Regions from separate parts of the Homo sapiens genome. Here regions 2, 3, 4 and 5 are each linked to region 1. A link is a loop called in an ENCODE intact Hi-C map of the cell type or tissue named here. Cell type or tissue: Caco-2. All regions are shown on one strand. Region 1 holds the start of SIK3 (SIK family kinase 3). Region 2 overlaps SIK3 (SIK family kinase 3). Region 3 overlaps SIK3 (SIK family kinase 3). Region 4 holds the start of APOA1 (apolipoprotein A1). Region 5 holds the start of APOC3 (apolipoprotein C3).

Region 1 (5,000 bases):
GTGGAAATTAGAACAATGCTGCATTTTCTAGGTCCTTCCCAGAGTTGTTTTTGTTTTTGACACTCTTGAGAGAGTAGCAAAAGTTCTGATATTTGATGTTCGAATTACCTCCATTAGTGGAGGACACTCTGTGATCATACAGTCATCAGTAAGAATGGTTTCAGTGCTGCTCCTGCAGCTTCCACAGTGAAAGATTTTTTTATTTGCTTTACTAGCCAGCTAAGGTTTCTGTTGAGACACCCAGGGAGATGGTAAAACTGCAGCTGTAGCTGGGCACGGTGGCTCACGCCTGTAATCCCAGCACTTTGGGAGGCTGAGGCGGGGGGATCACGAGGTCAGGAGTTCGAGACCAGTCTGGCCAACATATCGAAACCCCGTCTCTACTAAAAATACAAAATTAGCCGGGCATGGTGGTGTGCGCCTGTAGTCTCAGCTACTCGGGAGGCTGAGGCAGGAGAATGGCTTGAACCTGGGAGGTGGAGGTTGTGGTGAGCTGAGATTGCACCACTGCACTCCAGCCTGGGTGACAGAGTGAGACTCTGTCTAAAAAAAAAAACAAAAACCCAAAAACTGCAGCTGTGAAGCCCAGCACCAAAGTTATAGTCCCTGCTAGAGGCAGCTGAGAGCCATGAAGTGATAGGAGAGGCAGGTCACACCCCATCATTTATCTGGGATGGAATGAGCTCAGCTGATGAAAGGGCTTAACCAATGCAAGAAGCCAAGGCCCACTTCATTCTTATCTTTAGTTGCTAATAAGGGAGCCAATTAGTGTTAATTGTGTTGGCAGTTTGGAACAGCTACCAGGGAATAGATCCAAGACCATTGTGGGATGACCCCTCTGTCCCATCTTAAGTCCCAGCCATTACTCATGGTTGGATAGGGAATTGGAGCACCAGGAGGTGTTCTTTGGTCAGCGAGTAAACACGAGTTATCCTTCCACACATTTACAGTGCCCTGGGTGTCAGTTTTTAATACTGTGCATGCAGTGACCTCACAATACAGTTCTACCATTGAGAGAGACATAGATATGGATGGATCAGGACTAGTCCAAAGGAATACATTTTAACATTGGAATATTCACAATCTTCCCTCCTTTCCACCCAGCCTGCCAAAGACTATTTTGTTGACAGTCTGATTTCCTACCTGCAACCCTCACCTAAAGCAGCTAAGTTAATCTATTTAATAAAGGGAAGGGGAGAGAGGAGGAGGAAGCCTGGGAGCTATGAAGGATGCAGGTAATAGGCAAGGGAAGAAAAAGAGATATGAAATTGCTGGAGTTATTAACTTGATGACCCTCAATGTCCTCGGAGAGTCACTAGGAAGGATGGAATTTTTATTATTTACTTATTTATTTTGCTTAACCGACTGTTGTTTAAACACGACGTGGTTCATTGGACAATGCGCACCACTGCTTCATCAGGGTTATACAAGCAACAGAAATAGTATGTAGGCACTCTGACAGACATCCCTGTAGAATTGTTCAGAGATGGGGGTGGTAGGAAGGAAAATGACGTACCTTCTTTGGCTGTCACCCACCCAATGACTGGAATGCCTGTTTGGACTGGCTTGTCCGCCCTTGAACACGCAAATCCTAGTTTCCCCATTCTCCTATATTCGGTGACAATTAGGTTGACTGTGCAGGGTGAGCTGGATTTTGTAAGAGGAAGGAATTTTACCGAAGAATTCCCCTGCGTTGTTACCAACTTGGTTACAGTTGCTTCAAGAGTGTAGCTATTCCTGCATTTGTGGCCTCAAGGGCTAAAGTGGGACAACGCTGGTATTTTTGGTGATGAGGAAACACTTTTTTTTTGTTAAGGGAGGTTGGGTGATCGTTGAACTGGGACAGAGGTCACAGCAGAGGTCACATTGGCGATTCGAGCGGCGGTGGGGGGTTGGCTTTGGGTCGGGCATCCTGCGCCCCCCACTCGGGAAAGGTGGCGGAGACTTCGAGGTTGGGGGCCCATCGAAGGTTCCCACCGCCAGCTCCCGGAGGGGGGCACCCGGGAGCCAGCGCCTCAGGAACCGGGGCCCACGCGGGAAGGTCGAGCCCGCCGGTGAGGTCACGGTTGCCATGGCTCCGGGCAGTGACGCGCGTCGGCACGTGACCCGCGGTTGCCATGGAGCCGGGCGCCGGTCGGCGAAAGCGCCCCGCCTCCCCGAGTGACGTCCGCGGCCCCCCCTTTCCCGCCCCCCCTTGCCCCCTCCCCCGAGCCGGCTCCCCGCGGCCCCGGAGGTTTCACTGCACAACAAGATGGCGGCGGCGGCGGCGAGCGGAGCTGGCGGGGCTGCCGGGGCCGGGACTGGGGGAGCCGGGCCCGCGGGCCGCCTGCTGCCTCCGCCCGCGCCGGGGTCCCCAGCCGCCCCCGCTGCCGTGTCCCCTGCGGCCGGCCAGCCGCGTCCCCCAGCCCCGGCCTCCCGCGGACCCATGCCCGCCCGTATCGGCTACTACGAGATCGACCGCACCATCGGCAAGGGCAACTTCGCGGTGGTCAAGCGGGCCACGCACCTCGTCACCAAGGCCAAGGTACCGGCGCAGGGGCCAGGCGGCAGTCGGAGCGTGGCGGGGCCGGGAGAGGTCCGCGCCCCCCAGCCGGGGGGTCGGGGCGGCGAGCGCGGCGCGTGGTGGGAGCGTTGGGGGCCGGGAGGCGGGAGGGAGCCAGCCGCGGCGGGGCGGGCGCGGAGCTAGGGACACCTGGGACTCGAGACGGCGGAACTCCAAGCAGGGGGCCGAGGGCACAGAGCACCGGCGCCCAGGAGCCGGGCGCGGGGAGGGGTCCTCGGGGCTGAGGGCAGGCGGGTAAAGGGGATGATTGGAAAGAAGGGGTCGGAACTCCCCGAGGGCCGGGAGACTGTAAGCCCAGAAGACTCTGGAACCAGCAGCTAGGGAATCATAAGGGAATGAGGGCAGGGGCATATGAAATGTGGACCCGGAGGATGGGGAAAAACAAGGGTGAAGTGGCAGACCCGGGCTTGTAAGGGGACCCAGGACGGCTGGGGCACGGACTGGGAATGTGCACGTCTGCAGGGCGCTGGGAGGTCCCAGGATCCTGGTGCCTTAAGACAGAGACAGGAATCCGCATTTGATCATCTAAGACTGATAGATGGTGCGAAGGGGATCCCGAGGAGACACGATTAGTGGAGGAGGCAATGAGGAAAATGGGGAAATAAGGGGGAAATTGCTTTGCTTGTCCACAGGAAGGGGCCCAGGGAATGGGGGAGTGAGGTGGGGGTGGGGGCTGTCCCAGGTTTATGATGGCACTAGGTAGTCAGGGGTTAAACAATTTGGGAGAGCTGATTGCTGGTTATTTTTAGTTGTTGGAGGGTCGGGAATTGTGGGCTTTGTAGAACCCAGGGTGGGCTTTTACTGGTTGGGGGGAAGCTTGTGATTGAAGAACCCAGACACCGGGAGATTACACTCATCGAGCCCTTAGTTCTCAAAGGGATTTGAGGCGCTATAGGAGTGAAATTGGCCAAGGTCAATTAGGAAGCTATATATGTATGCATGTAAAATTCTTTGAGGAAATATGGTAGCACTTTCATGTAGCCTTCGTTGGGAGGACTGGAATCTAAGACATCAGGAGGAATCTTTTGGTTTTGGTGGAACCCGCAAAGCCCATTTTTACTCTAAAATTTTCTTTGCTCAATATCTTACTTGAATGAATACTTTTAATGTAGTCATTCATTATGTTTAGAACTGCAGCTTGTGTTTTCCCTCAGCCTGAGGAATGAAGAACCCTTACAGCTGCTGCCGCCTCCTACCAAAGCCACATCAATTCCCCTCACCTCCTCAGCCTAGCCTCTGGTTGTCATGACCTACCTTGTTTTTGCTTTTTTGGCAGTGGCTTGTTTTCTGAAGCCAGTGACTTATCTAGGCCTTCTCTCCTGATCACTTGCAACCTGAAGTTCCTTCCCCACCATCTTTCTGCCTGAGGCTACAAGGGGCCCTTCTTACCAGGGTGTCAGGGTGGGTGGCTGTGGCGAATTGATTGGTCAGTTTCACTTCCTCTGGAGGGCCCTCTTCAGCCTTTTTGTCCGTTTTTATCACAGGGCCTCCAGTCTGCAGGTCAGAGCTGAATGAGATACCAAAGTCCAGGGCTCCCTCAGACCCTGAGGGGAAGTCAGGGGAAGTCGATTGAGCCAAGACTTTGGTGTGCTCCTCACTTGCCACCCCAGCCCCTCACCGTGTTTCCAGTCTAGTTGACTATTAGCCAAGGCAAACTTACATTTACAAACAATATGCCTTGTTCCTTGTTTTGCTATTTCTTTCCTTTTTTTCTGCCTATTTTCTGTGTAATCACTTTGTGCTCCTGTGGTTATTTTGCTCTGACCTCTGGGGGATAGTCTCCATGAACTTAATTGGTTGCCTGGTTTATGGTTTCATGATTTAAAGAATTTTGAATCTTCCAGCCCTTGGATACACCAAAATATTGATAAAATCTGTTACAGACAGGGTTGAATGTTTTCGTAAATGTAATTGCAAACAGTTGATTCTTGGCTTTAATATAAAAGAGACATTTCTATCTTCAGTAGTCAGCAAAGCCAGTGCCTAATTATGGCTGGTCTGCCCGCTTTCTAATTTTCATGTGTGTGTATATGTGCGTGCGTGTGTTTTTCATAGTTTTTCTCTGAGACCTTGGTATCCTTTAGGACTGCAGCATTTTAAACACTGGCTTGTTTACAAACGGGTGTCACTGTTTATGTTGGTTTTTATCTTTGATCATTTGTGGTATGCAGTTGTGCAATTCCTATGTATGGAAATATTCAAAGTCTTGAATGAGACTGAAATGGCTTGGACAATGAGTTGCATGTGTGAAGGAGCCACACCAGCATTCATTTGTGTTTCTGTAGCAGTGTGCAATTTCCTAGTTACAGTTACAAGTGCTATATCTTTTGCTGCTTAAATTACTCTGACTACATGAGTGAAGCTTAATTCACAAGGAGTTGTCACGTGCTCTGGGTGAACTAGGAGCATATTTTGGCCTGCTCCATGCTTCTCTGAA
Region 2 (5,000 bases), 170 kb after region 1:
CAGGCTGCTGGCTTCCTGGCACACCCACTAGACCTCGTAGGTTTACAGTGAAAGCAAACCAATGGGAGTAGGGGTTGGGGGGATAAGATGGGCAAAAATCAGGGCAGAGGCTGAGGTCTGAATGCGATTGAGCCACTGGAAGGAGCTTGCATGTGAAGAGCACAGTGCTCCCAAAGAGAAGAAAACTTGAACCCTAAACACAATGGCTAGGAGCAAATATCTAATGTGAACACTTTAAAAAAAAAAAGTGATTTGTTCCGTAAGTGTATTTAGAGTCCAGGGGAAAAAAAAAAGTGATTTGTTTATCTTCTTTGTATCTATAACTATAGGGGTACTGAAGGTAACTTTGGGGAAAGTATTATAGTTTAAGCTGTACTACCCAGTGCGCTGTTACAGCTACCTTTTAACCAGAACCATTAACAGTGACAATCGATGTGTAGAAAATCACCTTTAAGCTCTGCAGAATCCTGAAGGACTTTGTGCTCTATTGACTAGATGTTTAAGTATTCCCTATATAGTATTCAGTGGACCTTTTCAAAAATGTCTTTTGCAACATCTTTGAAAGTGAAAGTTTTAACGTATGATACTCTTAATCAGAGTACACGTTTATTCCCAAATATTCTGTTCTTTCTTTGGGTATAGCATGCAACAGAGTTTACTTGTATTTAGAAGATCAAGAGGTGGGGGTATTGGCAGGATAAATGATTTGTCCAGGGACAACTGATGTGTCACTGTAGAGATAAAACAGAACTAGGCTGCATTCCAGCAGCTTCTGGCCCGTATAACAGTTTTGAGAACTTTCCAATCACTTTAGGAAAACAAGGTACTTAGAAATTTATAAAGACTTTCTTAATAAAAGAAATCACTTATTTTGGAAATTGTGAAATTAATCATTCTGCAGCATTTAAGAAGCACTTTGATGTGTTCTGGTAATTAGTATTTACTGCCAGACAAATGTCTCTTGGGCATTTTAATTAATGGGTAGCTTGGCCAAATGAGCTTCTGATGGTAAACCTTCATAAGGGTTTATTTTTATGTTTCTCAAGAATAGCTGTCTCTTCAAAGCTCTTTAATTAGACAAGGTTTAGCAACTAAAACATATTATTAGAATAATTAGGCCTTGGGTTAAGAGAAATAGGGGGTCAGAGGAGCAGGTACTGTTAGAAAATGGCCTCTTAAAACATAGCATTCTACCTCTGATGGATGGCCAGTTCTTTCACAGCTTCTGTTAAGTTACTCTCCCTAGTTTGGACTTCGTGTTGTTTAAAGTTCATAGCAGACCTCACCGGAAGCCTAAACACACCCGAGTGGGAGCTTACTTATCCCCACCTCTGACCTCCCAGGGAAAGCTTGATTCTAGTCCTTTTAACTGCTAAGTGGAAGACTTCTTATTTTCTCCTTTTTCTTCTATTAAATCGATAATCTTGGCTATAACAATGACTTGTATTTTTGAGGGAGATGCTTCAAAAGCCTTGTGTGTGGCGAACAAAAATTACAATAATTCCTTTGAGGATCTTTCTTAATGATTTATATTATCTACATATAAGATATGTTCTTAAAGTGACTACAGTATTTGCATTCCAGAATGTTATATTTCTTGTGGTCAGAATGCAGTTTGAATTATTTTGCAATCTGCTCTGTAGATGGGCTGGCATCTAACTCCCCTTCTTCAACCTTCTCCCCTACCATTTCTTGCCACAAGCGCTCAGTCTTGGCAGTTATTGCTAGTAAATATGTGCTACCCTGAACTTCCTCTTTGTGGTGAAGGAAAGATACACCTGACTGGTCCTGTGAGGGAGTGAGATGTCACCAAAACAATTGTGTATTCTACCAAAACTGTTGATAAATCACAATATATTTATCTATATTCCCTCATTTTTCACTTTCCTACTGTCTCAGGATGCTTAGGATGGCAAATATGTCCTTTTCCCAGCTAGATCAGTTGATTAAAGGACAGTGCTCATGAGACTATTAGACATTTCTAACAGAACAACTGTATCATAGCTGACATTTCTAATCCCACTAGCTGTCATGACCTATATGTGTTGTTGGTTTGATAAAGAACTGAGTCAAAGATATGTATGTTGTTGGTTTGGTATAAACCTACTGCTATTATTAGAAAGTTCTTAAAGAACCTGCTAATCCATCAAATCATTTTTGAATATTGAGGATAGCCTGCTTTATAGTATTATGATTTTATCACATGTAAATTCTTTTGATATACCTTAGTTAACAACATGGCCAATGAAATGATTTTATTTGAGTTGGTAGAAACTTCACTTGGTTTTTGATTGATGTTATCTGTAAAAATTATCATTTTGTAAGAACCATTTGGTGAGCCCCATAAATGCAGATATAAAGATGTAGGTATATCGCTATGCACTCCAGAGAACAGTTACCGAGTAAGTGTGTTTTTATGTCAAATCGAAGAACTTTGAGAAAGCAGAAAGATAGTAACCTAAACAGAGTGCTCTGTCGAGGAGTTTTCTCCCCCTAGCAGTGACGAATTTCTGTCCACCCTTTCCTTAAATGATTTAATATTGGGGCCTTGCTTTTTTACCTCCTCTTTAACACAGGAAATATTTCTGATACTTATCTTCATGTGTGTGTTTGCTCATGTCTGTGCAGTCTTCTGCAGTGAGGATATGAAAAGAAAGGTAGTGAGTTCTATGACCCTTGAAAAACACCAGAACTCTCTTTTCCTAATGAAAGTACAAGTGTGTTCTTATGCATACTTTTGTATAACAGGATTTATACTTAAAATAGTTTGGATACTTATTACTAATGAATTTTGATAGATGCAAACCAGGACTATCAATGTGTTGTTCTCTCATTGCTCATTTTGCCTCTTTAACTCACTCGAGAGGGCCCCTTGTAGCCCTCCTTAAGTCTACCTTTTGAAATTACACAAGTGTCCAAAATGAAAACTGACTGTATTCTTCTTCAACACAGACCACCTGGTGGCCCATGGTAGAATGGCAGAAAAGGAGGCACGTCGGAAGTTCAAACAGATCGTCACAGCTGTCTATTTTTGTCACTGTCGGAACATTGTTCATCGTGATTTAAAAGCTGAAAATTTACTTCTGGATGCCAATCTGAATATCAAAATAGCAGGTGAGAACTGTACTGAGGATGTCAGATAGGGACAAAGGAGCTTTTCCTTGGGGTTCTATAAGCAAGGGATTATCTGTTTCCATCTCTTCAGAAAGAACTATTGTGAAAGTAAGGACAATTTAAGATGAAAAAAAAAATAGCCTGAAAATTGATAAACTTTAAAAGTACTTCCCCTCCCCTGCCCTTTTTTTTTTTTTTTCGAGACTGAGTCTCATTGTCGCCCAGGCTGGAGTGCAGTGGTGCAGTCTTGACTCACTGCAGCCTCCATCTCCCAGGTTCAAGCGATTCTCCTGCCTCAGCCTCCCAAGTAGCTAGGATTACAGGTGCGCATCACCACGCCTGGCTAATTTTTATACTTTTAGTAGAGTTGGGGTTTTGCCATGTTGGGCAGGCTGGTCTTGAACTCCTGACCTCAAGTGATCTGCCTGCCTTGGTCTCCCAAAGTGCTGGGATTACAGGCGTGAGCCACCACACCCGGCCTGTTTATTTTTAATGTAGTATCAGCTGGAACTAGGCTGGGGAGAAAGAAGGGAAAGGTGATATTTAAAATACTATTACTTTGGTTAACGGGTCCTTTTTTACATAAGAAATAAAATATGTAATAAAGTGGAAAGGAAAACTACTAAAATTGTATACCCTCTCACCTTCACTTGAGAAGGTTGATTTATGTCACTGCTGACACAGAGCATACTTATTCTAAAGGCTGTAATTGTATGATAATTTAGGAAAAATAGATCTTAGAGTGGCTTATAGGCAGTCCAGCTTTTTGTCTTCTCAAATTTTACTAGTCTGCTTATCTGACAGTGCCTTGAGAGCACTTTTCACTGCCTTGATCTGTTCATGCTTAATTTTAGTAAACTATCAGCATTTTGCCTAATGAATACAGACTCACCATTTACTAATAAAATTAAGTGACTGCAATCTATAGAGAAACTGTAAATATGAAAATAAGCCATTTATGTTTGCCGACACTTTCCGGTATAGCATCGTGTATCCCCGGTCTCCCAGATAAAAGGAAGGACATCTCATATAGAAAACTAAAATATAGCTAGAATGTAATTGTCTAGAAAAGGCAAGGTATAAAGCAGTTCTAAGGATTTTCTTCCTTAGTAGAGGTGGGATTTGAGAGTTTGGATTTTTATCATAGGTCAAAGTTACCTAAGGGTACCTTTGCAGGGTCACAATTCTTCTGAGAGTTGCTTTTGTGTAGATAAGCCTGTTCACTTTTACATCCTGGAGCATCACCTAGCTTTTTATATATCTGAAACTGACAGCTACACTTTTGTTTAGAACTTTCATATCATTTATAAGTTCTTTCACTCCTGCACTAGCTTATTACAGAGTACACAGGAATTAAAGGCTTTCTTTATCTTATATAAAATCATGTTTTTCCTTTGCTCTCATGTCGGTTTTATTTTCTCCAAAGCTCTATAGATACTGGTAGTTCCCACAAAGGTGTGTGGCATGGAAAAGCCTGGCAATTTCAAACCTTCTTTTGTAATTATTTGTTGTAGCTTCAATTAAATTAATACTAATAATACCTACTAAACTTCACAACCCTTAAAACTGTAATAAAAGATTGATTAGTGTCTTATTATTACTATAACAAATTACCACAAACTTAATGACTTGGAAAAACACAGATTTGTTAGCCTGTAGTTCTGGAGGTCAGAAGTCCAAGCTGGGTCTCACAGGGTGAAAGTTAAAACAGCAGCAAGGGCTGTTCCTCCTGGAGGCTCTGAAGGAAAAATGTGTCCTTGCCTTTTTTAGCTTCTAAAGGTCACCTGCATTCTTTAGCTCAGCCCCTTCCTTCCTTCACTCCAACCTGTGGCTTCCATTGTCACATCTCCTACTCCTAATTCCGACCCTCCTGCTTCCCTCTTGCA
Region 3 (5,000 bases), 220 kb after region 1:
TACTAACCTAGCTTGTGGGTGATTCTGTCATGATGGAACCTGTGAAGATGACATGGCATCTGATCTGCCAGAGGAGAGAATTGTTTTGGTTTGTTTTCATAACCCAGAATACCAATAATGTGTTTATTTTAGGTACCATGTAGGTTAAGAGCTCCCTGGAGTAAGACTGACCAGAATTTGTATTCTGCTTTGGCCTCTTATTATCTGATCAAGTTTCTCAACTTCTCTGATTTTAAATTCTCTTTGTCTATAAAATTGAGATAATAGTATTGGGTTGGTTTGTGAAGTAGATGCTTAAATTAACTTAAAGGGTTTAGCACTTTGCCTATCATGTAAATGGTCAATAAATGTTAGTAATGATTAAATAATATTGTTGAATGAATTGCTCTATTAGTCTTTCATTCTCTTCTTCCCTATTTTTTTTACTCTTTTCTATGTATCTTTCTCTCATTTTTGCTCTCTTGGTATGCCAAAGGGACATTACTATTTTCAGTCAAATCCACACGGCTTATGGAGAAGACTTATCTCCCAAGAATTGTTTTGGTTTGTTGTAACCACTTAGAGAAATTTGTTTTATTATCAAGGACAAAAAAAAAGAAAAAAAATGTTGCTTTCACAGATACGGACTCACACTGGCTATGTCAACTTAATTCTCATTTTAGGACCCTGCCCATACAGCAGCTCTCTCCCCACAAAGTCATCCAAATGCCTGGCAGCGCAGCAGGGCAAGGCCTGTGCTGAACATCCTCTAGTTAACGTTCTGTTGGCAGATCAGGTTTCCTGGGCCCACAGTGACTCTCACTGCGGAGACCGCTTGGCGTCTTGCATGGAGCAGATGAAAGCAGCTCTGAAGGGAAGCTGCTTCTCTGGCACACACAAGCAGAGGAGCATATTCTTGCATTGCCCAAAGTGGTTCAGTTTCATTTAGCATCAGAGGCCCTGCCTTTTGGGTGGGAGCAAATAATGGGGCCCTTTTATTTTTTATTTATTTATTTATTTTATTTATTTATTTTTTTAGAGACGGAGTCTCGCTCTGTCGCCCAGGCTGGAGTGCAGTGGTGCGATCTCGGCTCACTGCAAGCTCCGCCTCCCAGGTTCACGCCATTCTCCTACCTCAGCCTCCCGGGTAGCTGGGATTACAGGTGTGTACCACCACACCCAGCTAATTTTTGTATTTTTAGTAGAAACAGGGTTTTACCATGTTGGCCAGGCTGGTCTCGAACTCCTAGCCTCAAGCAATCTGCCCACCTCAGCTTCCCAAAGTGCTGGGATTACAGACGTGAGCCACCATGCCTGGCCAACAGGGACCTTTTAGACAATAAAATAGAGTAGTTCTTGGTATCTGGAAAAGTTGATGTTTTGTTTAATGTGAGGGCTCCATCTTTCCATGCTTGTAAATTGAATGTCCTGTGGGTGATTGTGTTCTTAGGTTTGAGAGCATCTATTCCCCTCGTTTTCACCCTGTTTCCATGTTTTATGTAGAATGGTGTCTTCAAATCTCATCTGAATTTAATTTCATGAACTACATGACACTTAGGAAATATGAATTGATGATGATACTCTAGCTTTCTGCATTTTGTCATATTTTCCATCTGCACCACATATGAAAAATGTTAAATTTCTGTTCCTTGGCACGTTCGATATTATGTAGGATAGTCAAGATTAAAAAGCTCTTGCCCTTGACACTGTAACCAAGAATTGTTTTGGTTCTTAATCTGGGGCCTGTAGACACCAGGGTCTGGGGGATCTATGCAGGCTTCATAGGACATCGTTGAGTAGTCTAAAGTTACATGCAAGGTCTTGTGTATAAATTCTTGTGCAGATTTTTTTTTTTTTTTGGAGAATTTTCAAGGCATCTGAGGCCAAATAATGGTTAAGGATGACTGAATAGAGGTTTCAAGATCCTGAAATTGAACTAGATATATCTTCTAATTAGGAATTATTATGGTACTGTTTTTGGTTTGGTTGTGTGTGTGGTGGTGTTGTTGTTATTGTTGTTTGCTTTTAAGGAAATTGCCTTGGAAAAAATCTGTTTTAAAGCAAGCCTGTAACTGAACACCATTCAGCTTTGGTCATCTTATGCACTAAATTGTGTGTGGAGACCAAAGGAAAACAGGAGAGTGCCATCTAGAGGCCTTAACAACAGTTTGGTCCTAGCCTTCTCCCTACACAGGAGTCTTTAACAACTTCCTAAATTAAGAACACTTTTGTCCTCTTAAGTAACTGCAAACGATAAACATATGTGTCAATGACATTTATAATCTATACAGGTGCTGCTACAGTTGTGGCTCTAGCCTTACTACTCTGGAAATGTAATTTTAATAAAGCGTACTGTTGTAGATGGCATTTACTTTATTCTATAGGAATGTAGAAGTCTTTGAGATGTACACTGCATTTGAATATAGTTTTAATTGTAAAGCAACAACAAATTGATGCCTGATGTAAGAAATCATTTTGATATAGGAACTTTGTTGTATTATCTTTTGAAGTTAGAGTAAATTAAAATAAGAGTAATTTATCTTAGTTACTTGTAGTATTCTTTTCACAACAGTAATATAGAATGGTGTTTGCCAAATGGTATAGAAATTGAAGAGTTGAATTCACCCTAGAAAAGTAGATCAATTTATATCCATGTGGAGATGTATAATAGGGTAGTCAAGAGCACAGCTTAGAAGTCCCAACTTTACCATTTCTTTGCCATGTTGAATATGTTAACTTTCAAAATCTTGTTTCTTCTTCATTTATAAGTGGAGCTAATTATAGTCTCTAAGTTAAGGTTGTTGTGAAGGTTAAATGTAATAAAGTTGGTAAGCACAGTGCTTGGTATATCAAAAGTAGTTTTTTGTAATAATGTCTTACTGTTGTTGTTATTTTCACTGGCCAGTTTTGTTTTCAGGACGGTTGTGATTAAATAGAAGCAGAAAATTTAAAAACCTATAGAAAATTTTATTTTAAAAAAATTTTCACAATTACAATCTCATTTGATTAAATACTCAACAAATATTTATTTACATATTCAGTAGATATTTATGCAGCTCCTAAGTGTCTAGATATAATAACCATTTTAGGTACTGGAGAGTTGATACTGGGTACAACAGAAAGAAAGACATGGGCCTTGCATTGCAGTGGAGGAGTCAGACAATAAGTAAATACATAAACAAGATGGTTTCCCAAAGAAATCATTTGCGTGAAGACAATGAATGTGATGTAATAGAGAGTGACTGGAGGCCCATCTTAGAGTAGATGGTTAAAGAAGAGCTTTCTGAGGAAGTGACGTTTAAACTCTTACCTGAATGACAAGGAGCCAATCATATGAAGATCTGAGGAATGGCCATTTCCACTAAAGGAAAAAACAAACAAAAAAACACATGTAAAGGCCATTGGATGAGAGTGTGTTAAACATGTGCAAAAACTAGAAATGTGCATAGTGGCAGGAAACCAGGTCAGAGAGGGAAGTAGGGGGCCAAGCGCGGTGGCTCACGCCTGTAATCCCAGCACTTTGGGAGGCTGAGGCAGGCGGATCACTTGAGGTCAGTTGTTCGAGACCAGCCTGGCCAACATGGTGAAACCTCGCCTCTATTAAAGATGCAAAAATTAGCTGGGCGTGGTGGCACAGGCCTGTAATCCCAGCTGCTGGAGAAGCTGAGGCAGGAGAATCACGTGAACCCAGGAGGCGGAGGTTGCAGTGAGCCGAGATCGCACACTGCACTCCACAGCCTGGGTGACAGAGCGAGACTCTATGTAAAAAAAAAAAAAAAAGGGAGAGAGAGAAGTAGGAGCCTTGGAGGCCCAGGACTTTAGATTTCATTCTGAGGGTTATGGGAAGAGATTGGAGAGTTACAGGCAAAGTGGTGATATGCCCAAATTTATGCTTTGGAAAAATTCCTTTTGCCTCTCTATAGAAAACAGATTGTAATGGAGAAAGAATGGAAGCAGAAAGACCGGGTAGGAGACTTTTGCAGCGTGTAAGTCAGAAATGGTGGCTTGGATAAAGATGTTGAATTAATGGTTCAGTGCTGAATTAGTGTTGGGGGATTTGGATCCCCCAACAACTCTGCACCACAGGGGCAGGGTAGCATTGTGGTTAAGAGAACCAGGTGAAGAGTCAGGCTATCTGGTTTGACTTAATAGCCATGTGACCTTGACAAGTTTCTTTACCTCCCTGTGCCTGGTTTTTGCTATTCCTAAAATGGGAACAATGATAGTACATTCCTCCTAGGATTGCTGTGTAGATTAAATGAGGAAATAATAATTGTAAAATGCTCAGAAGATGCATCAATAGTGCTGTTTTGGTATCATCATCACTGCCTTCATCACAACTATTACTCTCATCACCCTCAGTAGCCACATTTTATAGATGAGAAAACTTAGAGGGTGGTTTTGAAATCAGAATATACGTTTCTTGATTTTGAATCCATTGTTCTTTCTGCAATGTAATCTGTAATACGAGCTCCCAGAGAAAAATTTCTATAGATCTGAATATCTGTAGCTCACAGCCCAGTTTTAAATACCTATGACTATTTAAATAACATTGAGAAGAAAATGATAAATAAGGCTAGCTGAATCCCAGGGCATAGGAGAGAAGTAGCCTGTGGCTCTCTCCCCACACACCTTGTGCCATCAGAAATTCAAGTTCCCTGAGTTTTGAAGAAGGGTATTGCACACCTAAGCCAAAAGCATTAGTATGCGCGTGGTGGTACATTTAGGAGGATAGAACTGAATATTTTGAGAACCTTGTAAGATACTGAATCTCTTTAGAGGCCATTCTACTCTTCATTACTTGTGTTAAATAGGGCCATATACATAATATAAATAAATGAAATCCATGGATTATCCCCAGACCTTTTCTGGTCAGCCTTTTGGTGAAGGCAACAACCAGACTACCACACTTGAGTTTCTTTTTCTCCACCTCTCTCTGCCTTTGCTTAGCCCCTTCTGGTGGCATAAGCAACAGAATAGGTAAGGATCAAAGAGCAAGAGAGACAAAATTAGAAGCAGGG
Region 4 (5,000 bases), 260 kb after region 1:
GCACTTTACATTCACAGGCTGTCTCAGGGGCCTCCAACAACCCTGACCATTCTTGCCCCATTTTGCAGATAGAAAACCGAGGCTCAGAGAGATTATATAACTTGCCCACGATCTTCCTCCAGCAAGATGGAGGCCAAGTGAAATGAGAAAGCAGGTCTCCTGCCACTTCCTTTGCCCAGAGGTCTTCTCCCCACACCAGGGCTTCCCAAGGGCTGAGATCCAGTCACACCTGTGCGTGATCAAATATAAGTGTGAACAATGCAAAGGGAGACGTCTTCAATCTAAGGGGCTTCAATTCTGTAATGTAATTCTGAGATTATGCCCTTTTTTGTTAAAGCCTTTCCTTTTTGAAGTGATGGTCACTGTAGATGGTGAGGGTTTTTTGGAGGCGGACAATATCTTTACATGACAAAATTAAAAGTTGGCAGCTCCGAATTGATCTCTGGAGTGTTTTGAAATGCAAGAGGTCTCCGAAACCTCAGTCTGGGAGCCACGGAGGGCTCTCCCCTCTCCCCAGGTTTACCAGTTTGGGAGGCTTGGAGAGAGGCCTGGAGGACCTGCTGGGGACTAAAGAAGAGCACTGGTGGGAGGACAGGGCGGGGGAAGGGGGAGGGGAGTGAAGTAGTCTCCCTGGAATGCTGGTGGTGGGGGAGGCAGTCTCCTTGGTGGAGGAGTCCCAGCGTCCCTCCCCTCCCCTCCTCTGCCAACACAATGGACAATGGCAACTGCCCACACACTCCCATGGAGGGGAAGGGGATGAGTGCAGGGAACCCCGACCCCACCCGGGAGACCTGCAAGCCTGCAGACACTCCCCTCCCGCCCCCACTGAACCCTTGACCCCTGCCCTGCAGCCCCCGCAGCTTGCTGTTTGCCCACTCTATTTGCCCAGCCCCAGGGACAGAGCTGATCCTTGAACTCTTAAGTTCCACATTGCCAGGACCAGTGAGCAGCAACAGGGCCGGGGCTGGGCTTATCAGCCTCCCAGCCCAGACCCTGGCTGCAGACATAAATAGGCCCTGCAAGAGCTGGCTGCTTAGAGACTGCGAGAAGGAGGTGCGTCCTGCTGCCTGCCCCGGTCACTCTGGCTCCCCAGCTCAAGGTTCAGGCCTTGCCCCAGGCCGGGCCTCTGGGTACCTGAGGTCTTCTCCCGCTCTGTGCCCTTCTCCTCACCTGGCTGCAATGAGTGGGGGAGCACGGGGCTTCTGCATGCTGAAGGCACCCCACTCAGCCAGGCCCTTCTTCTCCTCCAGGTCCCCCACGGCCCTTCAGGATGAAAGCTGCGGTGCTGACCTTGGCCGTGCTCTTCCTGACGGGTAGGTGTCCCCTAACCTAGGGAGCCAACCATCGGGGGGCTTTCTCCCTAAATCCCCGTGGCCCACCCTCCTGGGCAGAGGCAGCAGGTTTCTCACTGGCCCCCTCTCCCCCACCTCCAAGCTTGGCCTTTCGGCTCAGATCTCAGCCCACAGCTGGCCTGATCTGGGTCTCCCCTCCCACCCTCAGGGAGCCAGGCTCGGCATTTCTGGCAGCAAGATGAACCCCCCCAGAGCCCCTGGGATCGAGTGAAGGACCTGGCCACTGTGTACGTGGATGTGCTCAAAGACAGCGGCAGAGACTATGTGTCCCAGTTTGAAGGCTCCGCCTTGGGAAAACAGCTAAAGTAAGGACCCAGCCTGGGGTTGAGGGCAGGGGTAGGGGGCAGAGGCCTGTGGGATGATGTTGAAGCCAGACTGGCCGAGTCCTCACCTAATATCTGATGAGCTGGGCCCCACAGATGGTCTGGATGGAGAAACTGGAATGGGATCTCCAGGCAGGGTCACAGCCCATGTCCCCTGCAAAGGACAGACCAGGGCTGCCCGATGCGTGATCACAGAGCCACATTGTGCCTGCAAGTGTAGCAAGCCCCTTTCCCTTCTTCACCACCTCCTCTGCTCCTGCCCAGCAAGACTGTGGGCTGTCTTCGGAGAGGAGAATGCGCTGGAGGCATAGAAGCGAGGTCCTTCAAGGGCCCACTTTGGAGACCAACGTAACTGGGCACTAGTCCCAGCTCTGTCTCCTTTTTAGCTCCTCTCTGTGCCTCGGTCCAGCTGCACAACGGGGCATGGCCTGGCGGGGCAGGGGTGTTGGTTGAGAGTGTACTGGAAATGCTAGGCCACTGCACCTCCGCGGACAGGTGTCACCCAGGGCTCACCCCTGATAGGCTGGGGCGCTGGGAGGCCAGCCCTCAACCCTTCTGTCTCACCCTCCAGCCTAAAGCTCCTTGACAACTGGGACAGCGTGACCTCCACCTTCAGCAAGCTGCGCGAACAGCTCGGCCCTGTGACCCAGGAGTTCTGGGATAACCTGGAAAAGGAGACAGAGGGCCTGAGGCAGGAGATGAGCAAGGATCTGGAGGAGGTGAAGGCCAAGGTGCAGCCCTACCTGGACGACTTCCAGAAGAAGTGGCAGGAGGAGATGGAGCTCTACCGCCAGAAGGTGGAGCCGCTGCGCGCAGAGCTCCAAGAGGGCGCGCGCCAGAAGCTGCACGAGCTGCAAGAGAAGCTGAGCCCACTGGGCGAGGAGATGCGCGACCGCGCGCGCGCCCATGTGGACGCGCTGCGCACGCATCTGGCCCCCTACAGCGACGAGCTGCGCCAGCGCTTGGCCGCGCGCCTTGAGGCTCTCAAGGAGAACGGCGGCGCCAGACTGGCCGAGTACCACGCCAAGGCCACCGAGCATCTGAGCACGCTCAGCGAGAAGGCCAAGCCCGCGCTCGAGGACCTCCGCCAAGGCCTGCTGCCCGTGCTGGAGAGCTTCAAGGTCAGCTTCCTGAGCGCTCTCGAGGAGTACACTAAGAAGCTCAACACCCAGTGAGGCGCCCGCCGCCGCCCCCCTTCCCGGTGCTCAGAATAAACGTTTCCAAAGTGGGAAGCAGCTTCTTTCTTTTGGGAGAATAGAGGGGGGTGCGGGGACATCCGGGGGAGCCCGGGTGGGGCCTTTGGCCCTGGAGCAGGGACTTCCTGCCGGATCTCAACAACTCCGTGCCCAGACTGGACGTCTTAGGGCCAAGATCGACGTTGGAGGACCTGCTGGACGCCTGGCTGCTTACGAGTGAGGGAGTAGAGTCTGCCTTAGCAAGGCTCAAGTAGAAAGGAAGTCACAGCGGACCAGGCAAAGCCACAGACAATCCAAGGCCAGGTGCCCTGAAAGGGGCTCAAACAAGGCCTGCAGCCCTGTCTGAGGCGGGCCAGGAAACAGGGTTGCTTTAGCTGGGAGCAGTGGGTTCCCCGTCCCCAGAGGTGTGTCCGTATAGAGCCTTCTCCAGCCCAGCCGCTGTCAGCGGGGCGGGACGGAGCGGGGCGGCCTCAGGGAGCCAGCCACTGGGATTGGGGTTTGGTCCCGGGTGCAAGTGAAGCGCTTGGAGTTTGCGCCTGTCCTCCTTTACTAATTCAAAAACCTCTCAAACAGACACTTCCCTTTTCTTCTCACAAGGCCAGTATCCCCCTCCCACTACTCCCATCCCGCCCAGAAACAGCCGCGGCTTCCTCAGGCACAGCAGTGGAAGCCAGTCCTCCACCCCCTGCGGCTCCATGCCATGCCACCCCCTCTTTCTGCCAGCCCTGGCAGAAGCTGGCCTGAGTAAGAAAATTCACCACCACCTCTTGCAGGTACATTTTTATTTCCAAGATGCTCTCATATCTGTGCTCTCACTGCATCCTCCCTTCCCCACATCCTGGCTAGATTGCCATCAGACGCAGAGCATGGATGAGGACACTGAAGCCTGGACCTGTGACGTCGCTTGCCCAGTGAACAGCAGGATGGGCTAGGCCGCGCTTTTTAGACCCTGCACCCCTGGCCATCCATGATTATTGAAAAGAGTGCGCGGGTCGGGTGCGGTGGCTCAAGCCTGTAATCCCAGCACTTTGGGAGGCTGAGGTGGGCGTATCACTTCAGGCCAGGAGTTTGAGACCAGCCTGGCCAATATGGTGAAACCCTGTCTCTACTAAAAATACAAAAAAAATCAGCTGGGCATGGTGGCTTGCACCCGTAATCCCAGCTACTAGGAAGGCTGAGGCAGGAGAATCGCTTGAACCTGGGAGGCAGAGGTCACAGTGAGCCGAAATCATGCCACTGCACTCCAGCCTGGGCGACGGAGCAAGACTCCAGCTAAAAAAAAAAAAAAAAAAAAAAGAGTGTGTGGCCTGGCACTCAAGTTCACATGGGTGTGCAGGCATGCCTGTGTATTCTCACATGACCTCCCTGCTCACGGTCCCTCCTTGCACTCATGTCTGAATGTCCCCGCGTGCACGCACATGGCTTCACAGATCTGGGCAGTGCCTTCCCTACCCTCTCTCTGCAGGGCCTTTTGCCCCCTCATGCAGGCCCCTGGATAATCGGCCCCATCCCCATGTCCCCATCTCCAGTGTATCTTAGCTACCCTAGGTAAAGGAGTGGGCTTTTTAGTTCCTAACCTTCCAGAGCTACAACAGCAGTCATCCAGCCAGGTCTGGGTGGGAACATTTTCTAGATACGGGTGCTGAGATCTCTCAGCCCAGAGAGAAGCCCTGGGGAATTTTCAGAGAGAAAGCAGTCTCCAGGTGGGGCTGGATGTACTGATGCCACTGAGATCTGTAAAGGAGTCCCTAACACCTGACATAGGAGTGACAAAACTGTTTTCTGCACCAACTGAGCAGAATACACGCAGCTGACCTGGGCTCAAGGTCTGGCCCTGCCACGTGCTGGCTCTGTGATGCTGGCCAAGTGCCTTCGCCTCTCCGGGCCACAGTTTTTTGATCTGAAGAGTGGAGCCCTACTCAAGCCATCTGCAGCTCTCGGGCTCTCTGACCTGACATCTTTCGGGTGGTGGGGACACAAAGGAAGCAGCCTCTATTGGGAGACCTTGTGCTTCTTTTTGGTCCCAGGACACTGCCCCCCACCACTCCAGTCCGGGTCCCAAGGGCCCAGTCAGCTCAACTGTAATCATGACAACATTGATCAAGCATCTTTACGTGCAGGTGCTGTGC
Region 5 (5,000 bases), 270 kb after region 1:
GCACCTCCATTCCATTGTTGGGATCTCACCAGGGCAGGGGCGGGTGGGAATGGAGGCAGCTGGCAGGGGGGATGGGGAGGGAGGCCAGCGGGTGTACCTGGCCTGCTGGGCCACCTGGGACTCCTGCACGCTGCTCAGTGCATCCTTGGCGGTCTTGGTGGCGTGCTTCATGTAACCCTGCATGAAGCTGAGAAGGGAGGCATCCTCGGCCTCTGAAGCTCCTGAGGAAAGAGCAGGGCTGAGTGGGGTGGATCGGCCTCTGGACGAGCCCTGGGCTCCTGCTTGACCACCCATTGGGACTGGGATCCCCAAGTTGCCTCCACCCTGCCCCCAGCCCAGTCCCACCAAGTGCTTACGGGCAGAGGCCAGGAGCGCCAGGAGGGCAACAACAAGGAGTACCCGGGGCTGCATGGCACCTCTGTTCCTGCAAGGAAGTGTCCTGTGAGGGGCACCCCAGGTCCCCATGCCTCTGGACCCCTCCCTGGGGAGGTGGCGTGGCCCCTAAGGTAGAACCTTAGCTGGGTCTGCCAGAAGGAGTAGGGGCCGGCTCCCTGCTAATACGGGCTCTCAGAAGGGGGACTGGTGAGGGGCGAGGGATCGAGGCCCAAAGGGAGGTGGGTGGGATGGAGCAGAAAACCCACCAGACTGAACATCAAGGCACCTGCGGTCTGGACTGATCTCCGTCCAGTCCAGCCAACATGCTGTGTGTCTTTGGGTGATTTCTGGCCCTCTCCAGGCCTCAGTTTCCCTGTCTGGGGTAGGACTGGGCTGTCTAAGGCTTCCTCCAGCCCTAAGCCTGAAGAATGAGGGGGGAACCTGCACTTGGAGCCACTTCCAGCCCCACCCCCTGTGTAGCTTTGGGCAAGTGACACCCCTCCCGGGCCTCCATGTTCTTCAGGTTATGATGAGGGGTGGGGGGCACCCGTCCAGCTCCGAGGCTTCCTTAGCTCTAGCAAGTGCTTCTCCAGGCTTGCTGGCTGGGCTGGGCAGGGAGCTCCTCTTGCCCCTCTTCATCCTCCTCCCCTCCTCTTTCCCCTCCCCAGAGGGCATTACCTGGAGCAGCTGCCTCTAGGGATGAACTGAGCAGACAGGCAGGAGGGTTCTGACCTGTTTTATATCATCTCCAGGGCAGCAGGCACTGAGGACCCAGGGCGCTGGGCAAAGGTCACCTGCTGACCAGTGGAGATGAGGGCCTGAGGCAGGGTGTCCAGATGCAGCAAGCGGGCGGGAGAGTTGGGAAATCCCTAGGAGACTGAGTCCACGCTGCTGTCCCGCCAGCCCTGCAGCCCAGATGAGCTCAGGAACTGGGGGTGGGCCTGGGGAGCCCTCATTCCTTCCTAGCTGACTGGCTCCCCAGGGAGAGGCTGGTGAGAGGGGAAATGGCTTGGACATAGGCCAGGGGCCTCGGGCCCATCTCAGCCTTTCACACTGGAATTTCAGGCCCCTCCCTCCACCAGCCCCAAGCCCTGAACACAGCCTGGAGTAGAGGGGTGAGGGGCTTCTTCAGACTTGAGAACAAGTGGGTGGCTTGGGCTGGGGGGTGTTTGGAGTAAAGGCACAGAAGACCAGGCATCAGTGGCTCCGGCAAGGCCTGGTTACAGGGCTGAGCTCTCACAGCCCCTCCCAGCACCTCCATCTCTGGGTTTCAATCCAGGCAGGCGAGTGCTGCTCACCCAGCAGCCCCCCACCCGCCCCCACCCTGTGTGCCCCCCGCTGCCTCCCCCTTAGTGTAGGGCAGGGGTTGGTGGAGAAGGGCCAAGGCCGCTCAGAGCCCGAGGCCTTTGCCCCTCCCTCCACCAGGCTCCCTATTTTGCCCTCTGGACCCACTGATAACATCCCCTGGGGGAGGAGCTGGTCTCATGTCTGGGGCCCTCCCCAGCCCCCACCAGGACTGATTCTCTCGTTCACCTTCCTGGGTTCCTCAGTGGGGCTGGGGGAAGAGCAGCCCTCACTGCCCCCTGGCTGTGGGAGCAACTGGGAGGAACAAGGTCTGGTGAGGAGAGGGCACAGAGGAGTTCTGCGGGGAGTCGGTGGTCCAGGAGGGGCCGCTGACCCTTCTCGGGGCTGAGATGTCCCCTGGGCCCACAGTGAAGCCGCAGCAGGGATGGCAGGATGAGGGCGCCTGTCTTCCAGATGCTGACACCTTGGAGCCAGGACATCTTAGGCTTAAATGATGCCTTTGGCACGTAATAGGACCCAGGTCACAGAGATAACATCTCAGAGCCTCAATTTTCTGAGGATAAAATGGGGCTGGAATACTGATTGCCCAGAGTGGTGCTGAAAAGGAAATGAGATAGAGAAGTACAAAGCAGCGGGTCCATGGAGGGACTCACACCTCCCTCTCCCTCCTAACGCTGTGCCCTTCCCAGACAGCAGAGTCTGCAGGCAGAAGGAGCCTCTAACATAAAAAATAGAGCTCTGGCAGCAAGCTGTCCTCTCAGAAGTAACTAACACCACAGTATGAAATCAGAGGCCTGAGAAAGTGGCCCGGCTCTGCCCTCAGAATTCTTTATCGGTGGGTGAGACTTGGAATTCCTCTATTAGCGATCCATTCCTGGCTGGGCACAGTGGCTCATGCCTGTAATCCCAGCACTTTGGGAGGCTGGGACGGACGGATATCTGAGGCCAGGAGTTCGAGACCAGCCTGGGCAACATGGCGAAACCCAGTCTCTACTAAAAATACAAAAAATTAGCCGAGCATGGTGATGCACGCCTGTAGTCCCAGCTACTCAGGAGGCTGAGGCACGAGAATTGCTTGAACCCCGGAGGTGGAGGTTGCAGTGAGCAGAGATCGCACCATTGCACTCCAGTGACAGAGCTAGACTTGGTCTAAAAAAGAGAGAGAGAGAGAGAGAGAGAGATTCATTCCTTTGACTTAAGACTTTGTTTTCTGTTAAAATGCAAATAGAACCCTGTGAAGTAGACGTTAAGTCCATTTTATAGGTTAGAAACCTAAGGCTCTAAGGGCTCCAAGTGCACAGCCCATTAGTAGTAAGGCTGGGAACCTTAATCCAGGTCTTCACACACCCCAGGCAAATACCAGACGGCTTAGAGCACTGAGACCCCTATAGAGGCATCAGTCACACGCCCAGAACAAACCTGTCTCAAGTCTCCTGCAGACTTTGGTGGTGGGGTAGAAGGTGAAGAAGTGGTCACTGGAGGATTTGGTATTGGGGATGCCCTTTCCTCTTCTGCTGCGGCCTGCTCCATAGCCCCAGAGGCAAAGGCACAGTGGGGACCCAGATCCAGGCAGGGGCAGGCAACAAGGTCTATGGGCCCGGGTGTGCTAGAATGGGCTGGCGGGGTCCCGTGGCCCCAGACCCTCCAAGCCTTTCCATCTCTGCAGAGGGTCTGGAGGAGCCTGGCCTCTCTCTCCCGCATGGCAACGGACCCAGGGAGGTCAGGACATGTGGGTAGAGAGACCTGGCAGGGTGCTGAGCTAGATGTAGCACACCTCCAGGAAGCCTGGTACCTTGTCTCCTTCCAAGGGCTTGGTACCTGAGAATACCTGTGGCCCCTCACCAACAGTCCAACCTGCACCCCGGCAGGGGATCTCTTGGTGGCCAGCCTGCGCTGCCCCTCTCTCCCATCATGGCTCCCCTGGGATGAAGACTGCTCCAGGGAGAAGCCAGTGGTAGATGGGAGGAAGAGGGGATTTGACCATCCGGGGCCAAAAATGGTCCTCTGGGGTTGGGCTGTTTCACCTTGTGTCCAGGTGAGGTTTAGTACATGAGCCCCCATGCTCCATGCCCTTCCCACCAGGCTGGGCTGGGCAGCCCTGATTCAGACCTGTTGGCCAGAGGCCCTTGTTCATCACACATCATCATGCCGGAAGTTCCTCCTAGTATCTCACCCAGCTCCCTCCTATGGCAACAGGAGCTGTCCTTCAGTTCTGCCCGGGGGAGGGCCCCTTGAAGCATACGTGAGGCACATGTCCGTGTGACCTGCCTGTCCCTGGCTGGATCTGAGTTGTCTGCTCCTGACTCTGACCTCTGGACTGACCCCTGGTTTGATCCCTGTGTGGTTGGCCAGGAGGGGTGGCTGTAGCTAATGCTGAGCTATCAGCCTCATTGCCTCACCAATCATTAAGTCTGCCTGTTGCACAGATAAGGAGAGGCTTGGAGAGGCGATGTCTCCCTCGAGATCACACAGGCCTTTCATGCCCACTAAGATGGACGTCCCTGACTCACAGGACCAGGCCTGGCTGGAAGGCAGTCTGCTCTTCCCATCAGCTACTTGCACCCTCTAAGACTGAGCACAGGGGGCTCTCATTCTCTCCCTGCTCCCCAAAACAAATCCATCTACAGATTGATGCAAAACGTACCCTCAGACTTTGGGAAGTAAATACATTCATTAACAGGTCACGTCCCCGCCACGTTGAAAGGCAGCAGGTCCCCTCGCGAGCGTGGGTGCACGCATGGGCTGTGCCAGTCCCTTGGTTCTTAGTGATTTGCACACTTCTGTGAATCCACACACACTCTGGTGGATGCTCTCGGACATGCTCAAATGGTGCAGGCGCTCCCAGCATGGGTGCACCCAGGCGGGCGGGTGAGACAGAAGCGCCTCTGGACCTCTCACATGCTAGTGGCACCGGCTGCTAGGACTGTAAGTCCTGGAGGTCAAACTGCGGCTGAGGTGTCATTCGTGACTCAGTCTCCTCCTCCCCTCTGGCCTGGGGAAGGGACAGGGGCACTGAGTACTGACCTTTGCTCCCGCTGCAAGCTGGACTGTGCCTGATTCAGGAGCAGGGTTGGGACCGATGGGTTCCAGGGAGGTGAGCCTTGCAGGAGTAAGACGTGGCTAACATTTAGTGATCACTTTTCCTATGTGCCAGACATTGTTGCAAGCACTATAAGATCATCTCAGTGAATCCTCACAGCCTAGGAGGCAGGTACAATGGTTATGTCTCACCAAGGTAACTGAGGCTCAGAGAGGTTATGAGACTTGCCCAAGGACACACAGGCAGTACGTGTTGGAGCCTGGATGCCAAGCCAGGGAGT

Evidence for each region. A loop is a pair of places that touch in the nucleus more often than their neighbours do. Peaks named below come from ENCODE experiments on the same cell type or tissue, not always from the same donor. Only the 100,000 strongest peaks of a DNase experiment are listed, where the experiment ranks them.
Region 2: it touches region 1 in a loop (5-fold over the local background); 20 of 110 quality-filtered maps call a loop at or near these places.
Region 3: a loop joins it to region 1, with 5 times the contacts of the local background. A loop is called at or near these places in 103 of 110 quality-filtered maps.
Region 4: a loop joins it to region 1, with 6 times the contacts of the local background. A loop is called at or near these places in 11 of 110 quality-filtered maps.
Region 5: it touches region 1 in a loop (2.7-fold over the local background); 11 of 110 quality-filtered maps call a loop at or near these places.

What each region holds. Positions count from the first base shown.
Region 1 is chr11:117,095,667-117,100,666 of GRCh38, reverse strand. SIK3 (SIK family kinase 3) reads left to right here and starts at 2,239. Exons shown (of 25, transcript NM_001366686.3): 1 at 2,239-2,524. The coding sequence starts at 2,252. RefSeq lists silencers at 2,051-2,230, 2,311-2,360 and an enhancer at 3,682-3,731. In Caco-2, CTCF peaks have their summits at 1,770 and 1,971 (motif pointing right); DNase peaks (open chromatin) are centred at 2,086, 2,726, 2,846, 4,006 and 1 weaker place; H3K4me3 peaks cover 2,870 bases.
Region 2 is chr11:116,925,333-116,930,332 of GRCh38, reverse strand. SIK3 (SIK family kinase 3) reads left to right here. Exons shown (of 25, transcript NM_001366686.3): 4 at 2,953-3,114. Among named protein-coding and RNA genes, the nearest start is that of APOA1, 90 kb to the right of the region's middle. In Caco-2, CTCF peaks have their summits at 2,750 and 2,953; a DNase peak (open chromatin) is centred at 2,969.
Region 3 is chr11:116,877,141-116,882,140 of GRCh38, reverse strand. The region is part of intron 6 of SIK3 (SIK family kinase 3); the gene reads left to right. Among named protein-coding and RNA genes, the nearest start is that of APOA1, 42 kb to the right of the region's middle. RefSeq lists a silencer at 2,037-2,086. In Caco-2, a CTCF peak has its summit at 2,140 (motif pointing left); a DNase peak (open chromatin) is centred at 2,124.
Region 4 is chr11:116,833,658-116,838,657 of GRCh38, reverse strand. It overlaps APOA1 (apolipoprotein A1), which reads left to right and starts at 1,036. Exons shown (of 4, transcript NM_000039.3): 1 at 1,036-1,053; 2 at 1,251-1,313; 3 at 1,501-1,657; 4 at 2,247-2,907. The coding sequence starts at 1,271. The coding sequence ends at 2,850. It also overlaps APOA1-AS. In Caco-2, a CTCF peak has its summit at 2,451 (motif pointing right); DNase peaks (open chromatin) are centred at 827 and 2,434; H3K4me3 peaks cover 1,870 bases.
Region 5 is chr11:116,825,994-116,830,993 of GRCh38, reverse strand. It overlaps APOC3 (apolipoprotein C3), which reads right to left and starts at 1,087. Exons shown (of 4, transcript NM_000040.3): 1 at 1,054-1,087; 2 at 357-424; 3 at 98-221. The coding sequence starts at 411. RefSeq lists an enhancer at 635-1,567. In Caco-2, a CTCF peak has its summit at 1,975; DNase peaks (open chromatin) are centred at 1,193, 1,843 and 3,993; H3K4me3 peaks cover 491 bases.